Linked DNA regions of Mus musculus: all the other regions are linked to region 1. The links are chromatin loops, found by intact Hi-C in ENCODE. Cell type or tissue: gastrocnemius. All regions are shown on one strand.

The links. Hi-C counts contacts between places; a loop is a spot of excess contacts. Peaks named below come from ENCODE experiments on the same cell type or tissue, not always from the same donor. Only the 100,000 strongest peaks of a DNase experiment are listed, where the experiment ranks them.
Region 2: it touches region 1 in a loop (5-fold over the local background); 7 of 42 quality-filtered maps call a loop at or near these places.
Region 3: a loop joins it to region 1, with 2.0 times the contacts of the local background. A loop is called at or near these places in 2 of 42 quality-filtered maps.

Annotation. Positions count from the first base shown.
Region 1 is chr9:59,245,587-59,248,086 of GRCm38, forward strand. No RefSeq gene overlaps it. Among named protein-coding and RNA genes, the nearest start is that of Gm33053, 12 kb to the left of the region's middle. In gastrocnemius, a CTCF peak has its summit at 1,311; no DNase peak of the experiment used is centred here; H3K4me3 peaks cover 272 bases; H3K27ac peaks cover 1,342 bases.
Region 2 is chr9:59,011,967-59,014,466 of GRCm38, forward strand. All of the region lies in intron 1 of Neo1 (neogenin), which reads right to left. Among named protein-coding and RNA genes, the nearest start is that of Neo1, 23 kb to the right of the region's middle. In gastrocnemius, a CTCF peak has its summit at 1,556 (motif pointing right); no DNase peak of the experiment used is centred here; H3K27ac peaks cover 427 bases.
Region 3 is chr9:59,128,074-59,130,573 of GRCm38, forward strand. No RefSeq gene overlaps it. Among named protein-coding and RNA genes, the nearest start is that of Neo1, 93 kb to the left of the region's middle. In gastrocnemius, no CTCF peak of the experiment used is centred here; DNase peaks (open chromatin) are centred at 183, 1,422, 1,765 and 2,038; H3K27ac peaks cover 1,652 bases.

The DNA.
Region 1 (2,500 bases):
ACCCTGTTCTGCTGACCTGGCTGCTGTTCTTGCTATTTGCACTAGAACTTTCTCTTTAAATTAGCTTAACCATTACAGCTTGTAGCTTATCTTAGGTTGCAAGGTTAAAGTGGAAGTCCTACAGTGATCCAGATTTGCATAATTCTCACATTCTAATCCCTGAGTGTTGGGCCTCCAGGTCGCTGTAAATTTGGTATTCAATGCAAATAGCTCATACCTCCCTTGCCCACACAATGGATGGACATTTGTAGTGTGATAAAGTTACTGACTTGCTTTTAACTTTTCGGGAGATTTCTTTTGTAGCAGAAAGAACCCGTGTGTATGTTTATATTCTATTAAGGCGACTAATGGATGGGAATGCATGTGGCTGAAGTCTTTGTAACATTTGAGGGTGTCCCCCCCGCCCCCGCTAGAGGAACCCAGAAAGGGAGTGAGAATACAAAGCGTCCACCCTGCTTCTCAGTGGATGGGTCCCACTTCTAGAAGAGGTTTCTTTTTAGGGCCTGGGCGGACTGTTCCCTGGGCAAAGTTCCTGCCGTGTAAGCATAGGGAGCTGCATTCAGATCCTTAGCCCCACGTAAACATCCAGGTACAAAGGCAGGCCTGTGTCTGCCTGCCCCGTGCTGGGAAGTGGGGAGATCCCTGGAGCTTGCTGGCCAGCAGCTTAGCCTAAGTCCGGGTTTCGTAAGAGACCATGTCCCAGGAAATAAGGTGAAAAGAGTTAGAGAAAGAGACTTACCATCGACCTCTGGCCTGCATGCACACGTGCATGCACACCTGCACACATGCCACACGCACAGAAACACACACAGGGAAAATAATTATCTGTGTGTCTATGTATGTATATACATTATATTCTATATTCTATATGCTATATTTTATATATATGGTTCTCAGGAGATGCCTTTGCGCTAGCACAGAGTTGCCACTCCCCAGTCACGTTCCCAGCCAGTTTTTTTTCTGACTGCAGTTTGCAGTATGGGTTCGCTGCCCCTCCCCCACCCCTGCCCACAGCCCCATCATCCCCCCTTTACCCTTATGGAGCCCTCCCAGAGGAGGCTGTGGCTTTTCTACTCCAGTGTTAACATCCTGTTCTGGGCTTCATCTTTCTCCCCCCTCCCCCGAACCCCCACTTTTTTCCTTTGGCTTCTCTCTCTTCATTCCCCAAGATTTACTGTTCCAAATATAACTTCCAACAGGTGTGCAGCCAGGACACGGAGGCTGTGCCCAGCTGTCCTGTCCCCGACACATGGACACTCTCCAACTGGCTTGCTGAAACCCTAGGCCCCAGCACCCTCACCTGGTAAGGATGGACCTCCCTGGGTCCTGGAAGTACAGAGGGTGGGGAGGGCAACTCCTTCCTGAAACAAGTCTGAGGTGTGGGGAGGGGCTGAACAAGCTACCAAACTCTTGCTGGACCAGTTCATGTAGTGAGTTAGACCCTGCTTTTCCATTTGTGCCAAATGGCTATTCAATAGCCCTCCCTATCCTCCCTCCTCTTTCATCGGCCTCCTCTCTTTCTCTGTGCCTGGCCCAGGGTTTAGTAAGAAATAAAGGCTCGATGGGGGGGGGGGCAAATGAGGAGGCTGTGGATGGGGGAGGAAGAGAGAAGGAGCACTGGAAGAAGAAAGGTCCAATGGTTCTGTCCTCAAAGAATAACCCAGCAGGATGTGCTAGCGGGACCATGGCAAACTGCAGTAGACACTGCCCACGTAGTGGGGCCAGCCTCCACTGACATGTGGAAATATGGTCTCAAATTATCAAATACTCCTTTTTTTCTTTTCTTAGAGAAATCCAGACTACAGACTTTAATAAGTAAAATGTCCTTAAGTCTCTTCCTGTGAATATTGTCCTACAGCGTAACAAGAAAAACCAACGCACAGGGCCCTCTGTAACTCTTCATCCCAGGTGTCAATGTTTCCCAGCTACGAAAGAAACTCCTACCCAGAGAGGCTTGTCTGAACCTCCCTTCATTAACCTGTCGTCATTATGGAGTGATATTGACCCAGGTGTCAGAATATGACCCACACTCTAGAGATCAGTGGAGATCGACAGGTTCTAAATAAATGTGAAATTGCTGGAGCAGGTTAGAGGTTAGTCTTGGCAGGCTGTGAACAAACTTGGAACTAAGGAAAACCAGAGGCTCTGGTATCCAAGATGGGGCCAGAAAATCTTCCCAGACCCAACCCAAAGCCTCAATAGAGTAAGCAGTCCAGACAGCTCAAGACAGAAGTGCTGAGTTTGTGCATAGTCCCAACCTCTAGGCTTGGCCCTTGTGGCACATCTATGCACCAACAATATGGTGAGACCACCTAATCCTGACCCACAGGCCTAGCCTGGGTCAAACATCTTTGCTCTGGTCCAGTCTGAGGCAGCCTAGAATCTCACATCAGCAACACAACCAATATAAGAAGTCTACACGCCACGTCCCATCACAAATACACAAGCAATATGAAAGGCCAAGGCAGCATGTGCCCCACAAAAACCTCACTAGTCTTAC
Region 2 (2,500 bases), 230 kb before region 1:
AACCAGAACGGGGGCTTACCCTGATTTTGTTGCCTTCATGTGGATCTTGCTCCACATGTGAGCTGTCTTGTCTTGCCTCAGTGGGAGAAGATATATTTAGTCCAGCAGTGATTTGAAGTGCCTGGGTAGGTTAGTATGGGAGTGGGAAAGAGGCAGGACCTCCCACCCCCAATCCCCGGGGGGGGGGGGGGAAGCTATGTAAGGGGAAAACTGGGAGGAGGGGGAGAAGGCTGCAATCGAGATGTCGAGTGAATACATAAATTAATTAATGGAAAAAAATACCATTCCAGGATTTGCAAAGGATCCATGACGAAGAATTCCCACTGCCAGTGTATTTGAGGTAGTGGGAGTTAGAACGAACCTAGGTATTCATACCCTAGGTAAGAAGGCTCACACTATGAAGCACTGAGCAGTAATTAGAGGAAACTTACTAGATGTATTCGTAGCAATATGGCCATATCCTTAAAACACCATGTTGGGCAGAAGGAAAAGAACATAATAAAAAAGACATTACGAAAATTACCTCTTAATCCTCTTAATAACCCTATAATTTTATTTTCCTCATTTTTATAGGTCACGAAATAAAAATTACTAACTTTTCTATGGTCATACATCTAATGACTTACAGGATAAGATAAGTACCACAAGTTAAAACAAACAAAATGACTCATGTTATGTATGTGCTGCACACCTAAGATTCCTTTGACTAGTGACTGAGGCTGGTGATATGGCTCACCTGAGTTCAACCCCCAGGACCCACCTGGTGGAAGGACAGTCGATTCTCTGACATCCACATGTGATACACCCTGCATGGTCCTGAATTAATTTATTGTTTTAATTCATACCACAGTCCCTCTCTCTCACTAGAACCCCAACTTCCCTATTAACTCCTCCCAACTGCCAACTTGCTTTCCACATTAGACTGAGTCTATGTCTGTCACACCCAAGCTGAAATGCCATTTCCTTAGAGAAACTTCCCCTGCTAACAGCCTGGATGAGACTTCTCTCTTATATATATATATGTAACCCCTGTAGTAACAATGTTTCTCTAATTAGACTATAAACACTGAGAAAACAAGAATGTTTCTATTAGTCACTATTCCGGTCTTTAATCCTAGCACAGCTTAGCTGTATTAATAAACCTGAGGATCAGTGAGGATAAGTTTTTTAAATATGTTATTATTGCCCCCCCACAAAATGCTTTAGTTCTATCAACTTTACTTTTTCTTGAGTTGATGACTATTCATTTTAGAAATACTACAATCAACAATACTCTTAAAAGCTCCCATCTCTCCAAACTAAATAGAAACATGCTTTCAAAGAAGTCAGAAGTTATGCAACTGATGAATATACAAATTTCATAATCTAAGAAGTCACCTATAATCTAAGAAGTCACCGTAAAACAAATTAGTCAAAATGTTCCTGTAGTAGTGTATTAAAGTAATATCTTCTCAACCAAAAAAAGGAGGGTAAGAAAATGCTACATATCCAGAGAGCTTAAGTAGAGCTTAAATAGTATTACAGTTCTAAAAGTTAACATTTGCTATACCATTTCACCACCAGGTGGCAGATACATACAACTTTCTAGAAATGTTATCAGGCCAATCAGAAAGGAATTTTAGGAAAAGCTAAGTAATTGTAAGCGTATTTGAAACTTAGCTGGTTAGCCAACCGCAGGCTGGATAGAACTGGCTCTAAAAATACTGCACTCTCCTTTAACTGTAAATAAGAGTCTCCAGACATGCAGAACACCCAGTCATGTTTAAGGAGAACAGAGCAAATACAATTTTAAAATGTGGTTATCTTCAGTGGTCATTCAAAATCCTCAGAAGTACAAGAGAGTTTTGAATCCAAAAGTGAAGAGAACAAGGGATGAAAAAGAAGGGACAGAAAGAGCCAGAGGATGAGAAAATGAAGTAGAGAGAAGAATCATCTTCCAAGCTAACACGCTGTGACAGAGAAACCGAGACTTATATCTTTACTCTGTGTTCAGAGAAAGGCTCACTGATAAAACTCCTAACTCTTAAGCGATCTGTTAATTAACACAATGACTCAATTTTTTCAATAAAACGATTCTGAAATTATATTACTAAATTTCTGAGTAAAATATACTATCTTGGGATTCCTTATTTAATTCAAAATGCTACTGAAACCACTACTTGAAAATGTATCTTTAAATCCAAAGACAGCACCTTAACGTACTCACTACCTTGGCCCTGATGCCAGAGAAAGCATCCCTGGCCACTCCACACTCTATAGCAGTGGTTCTCAACCCTCCTAATACAGTTCCTCATGTTGTGGCAACCCCCAACCATAAAATTATTTTCACTGGCACTTCATAACTATAATTTTGCTACTGTTATGAATAGTAATGCAAATATCTGTGTTTCTGATGGCCTTAGGAGACCTCTCTGAAAGGACTGTTCAACCCCCCCAAAGGAGTCACAGCCAAGAGATCAGAGCTGCTGCTCTATAGTCAACTGCTCGGCTTCCTCATTAG
Region 3 (2,500 bases), 120 kb before region 1:
AAAAAAAAATAGTACCCAGAATCTGATAGGCCTTGGCATTTCTGCAGACATGGGCATGAGCCTGTTAAGATCAGGGCCCTAGACTCAAAAAGATCTGTCCCAGGTCAGCTCAGAGGCTGCACATTTTCTTGGTTCCTATCCAGCTGAACCGTGGGGATATTTTGCATGGTCTGTTGATACCCAGACATGAAAGTGAAGTTGGCAGAGAAGTGGGATTCATGCCAGATACATCTGACTCTCAGCAGGAAATAAATTCATGAACATAAGGTGAGCAACAACACCAGGATCTCATGTGTGCCTCCCCTTCTGTCCCCACCACCCACCTTAAACTGTACAGGTCAAAGTATCATGGAGGACAGAGAGTCCCCACCCCAATTTTGAACTCCTCATCTGTGTGCTCAGCAGATGCAACAACCTGAGCCAGCTGATTTATTGAGTCCGTTGAACCCCCAAATGTAGAATGAGGCTATAGTTCAACAAAAAGATCCTCTTGCATTTGTGTGTAAAAGATAGAAGGGATGAGGAGAATATAGTCATGTGCCATGTGTATGAAGGTCAGAGGACAACCTCAGGTATGATTCATCTCTTTTTACCTTGTTTGAGACAGGGTCTCTCATTCGCTGCTGTGTACACCACGATATCTGGTCCTCACACATCTGAGGATTCTCCTGTCTTGTGGTTTGAGGGAGAATGGTCCTATAGGCACATCTATTTGACTCTTTGGTCCCCAGTTGGTGGAACTGTTTGAGGAAAACTAGGTGGTATGGCTTCTTTAAGGAACTGTGCCTTTGGGAGCAGGCTTTGAGGCTTCAAGACTGGCATGAGTCCCTTTGTGCTATGTCCTACCTTCAGTGTGTGATGTGAGCGCTTAGCCACTTCTGCTACCATGCCCTCACTGTACCATCATGGACTGGCTCTAATCCTCTAGAACTGTAAGTCCAATTAAGCTTCTTTTATGAGTTGCCTTGGCCATGATGTTTTATCACAGCAATAGAAAAGTTACTAAAACGTCTCCATCTTGCATCTCGCCATATTAAGCTCTGGGAAAGAAACACAATACCATCTAATATTTATGTGGGTTCTGGGATCTGAACTCAGGTCCTCATGCTTATGTAGAAAGGGCTTTATCCTCTGAACCATCTCCTTGCATTGCCCCTTGCCTCTGAATTTTTGTACACCCTATTTAAAAGGAATCCCCTTTCCCAAATGACAGGTTTAGTTAAGTGTAGTGGACTGTGTGCACAGTCACTATGGTAACAGGAGAGTAACTGACAGTGAATGCATTCCCTCTTTAGATTAGAATAGGAAAAACAGACTACTGAGTATACTCCAAGAGGGCAGTATGCTGGGCAGTAACTAGAGCATAGCCTGCAAACCTCCCCCCATGTTTGGTGAGAAGCCCAGGACATTCTCTGGCACAGAGAGGAAAATGTGGTGTTAGGTAAATGACTCAGGAAGAGTTGCCTAGTGCCTCTTTCCACATTTTTTACAGGCAGACAGGCACAAGGTCATATAACTGGGCTCCAAGCACCAACCTTCGACAAAGCCACCAAAGGTAAGAAGGTGGGCCTAGCTCCACACTTGGCATCTCTTCCATAACTGACTGACTGGGACAAAAGCATCGAGAAGCTTCTATACGATCGCTACTACATCTCCTCATACCACCCAAGAGGCAGCCATGATCCCAGCTGGAGCTAGGTGACAGATGCAGCCTGTAGCCAGCAGGCTTTCAAGCCTGTGGCTGCAATCCAGGCCAGATTATTGAAATGCTCTCCTTGGAGATCCTGTTGCTGCAACCAGCTGGCCTGGCGCTCACTAGGGACCCTGGGTCTTCAATATTATCTGCTTGGATGGGTCCTCCACATTCCCAAGAAGTCTGAAGTACGCTACTGACAGCTCATGTAGGGAGATTCACCTCTGGGCTCCCCCATCGGGCATCAGCAAGCTGGCTCTATTGGTATGGTGTAACGAGAAGACACTCAGCTTGTGTCCTATTAATCTCCACAGTCACAAAGAGAGCTGAGCTGTGGGACTGTCTTTTCAGAGCACACATGAACAGCAGGGATTGGGACTGGAGCCACCATGGTCAGTGTGCAAGGCCGGTGACAGGAAGTGGGCAGCTGGACCCTGGTCTTATCTCCATCCTGAGTTGGAAATGGCTTCTCTATGAAAGATTATATGCCTTCTTCATCTTCAGGGCGGAGACGAGGGCCCTTCACAATAAGAATGGAGCTTGTTAACCATCAGGAAGGCTCTGGAACTGTGCATTTACAGTACAAACACCGTATATGGCGAGAAGGTCTATTTCTGAATGAAGAAACTTTTCTGAATTGCTCAAACTAATCTGTATCTTTCTCCTGCTAAGTATGGGCTCTATAAACACTTAAGCAAAGACAATATATTGGCCAGTGAGTGGCTTCTGAAAGGTATTTGGGGAATAAAGAAGACAGATGGCTAAGGAGAAAAGGAAGTTCCTTTTACATTGAGGTGTGAAAGACAC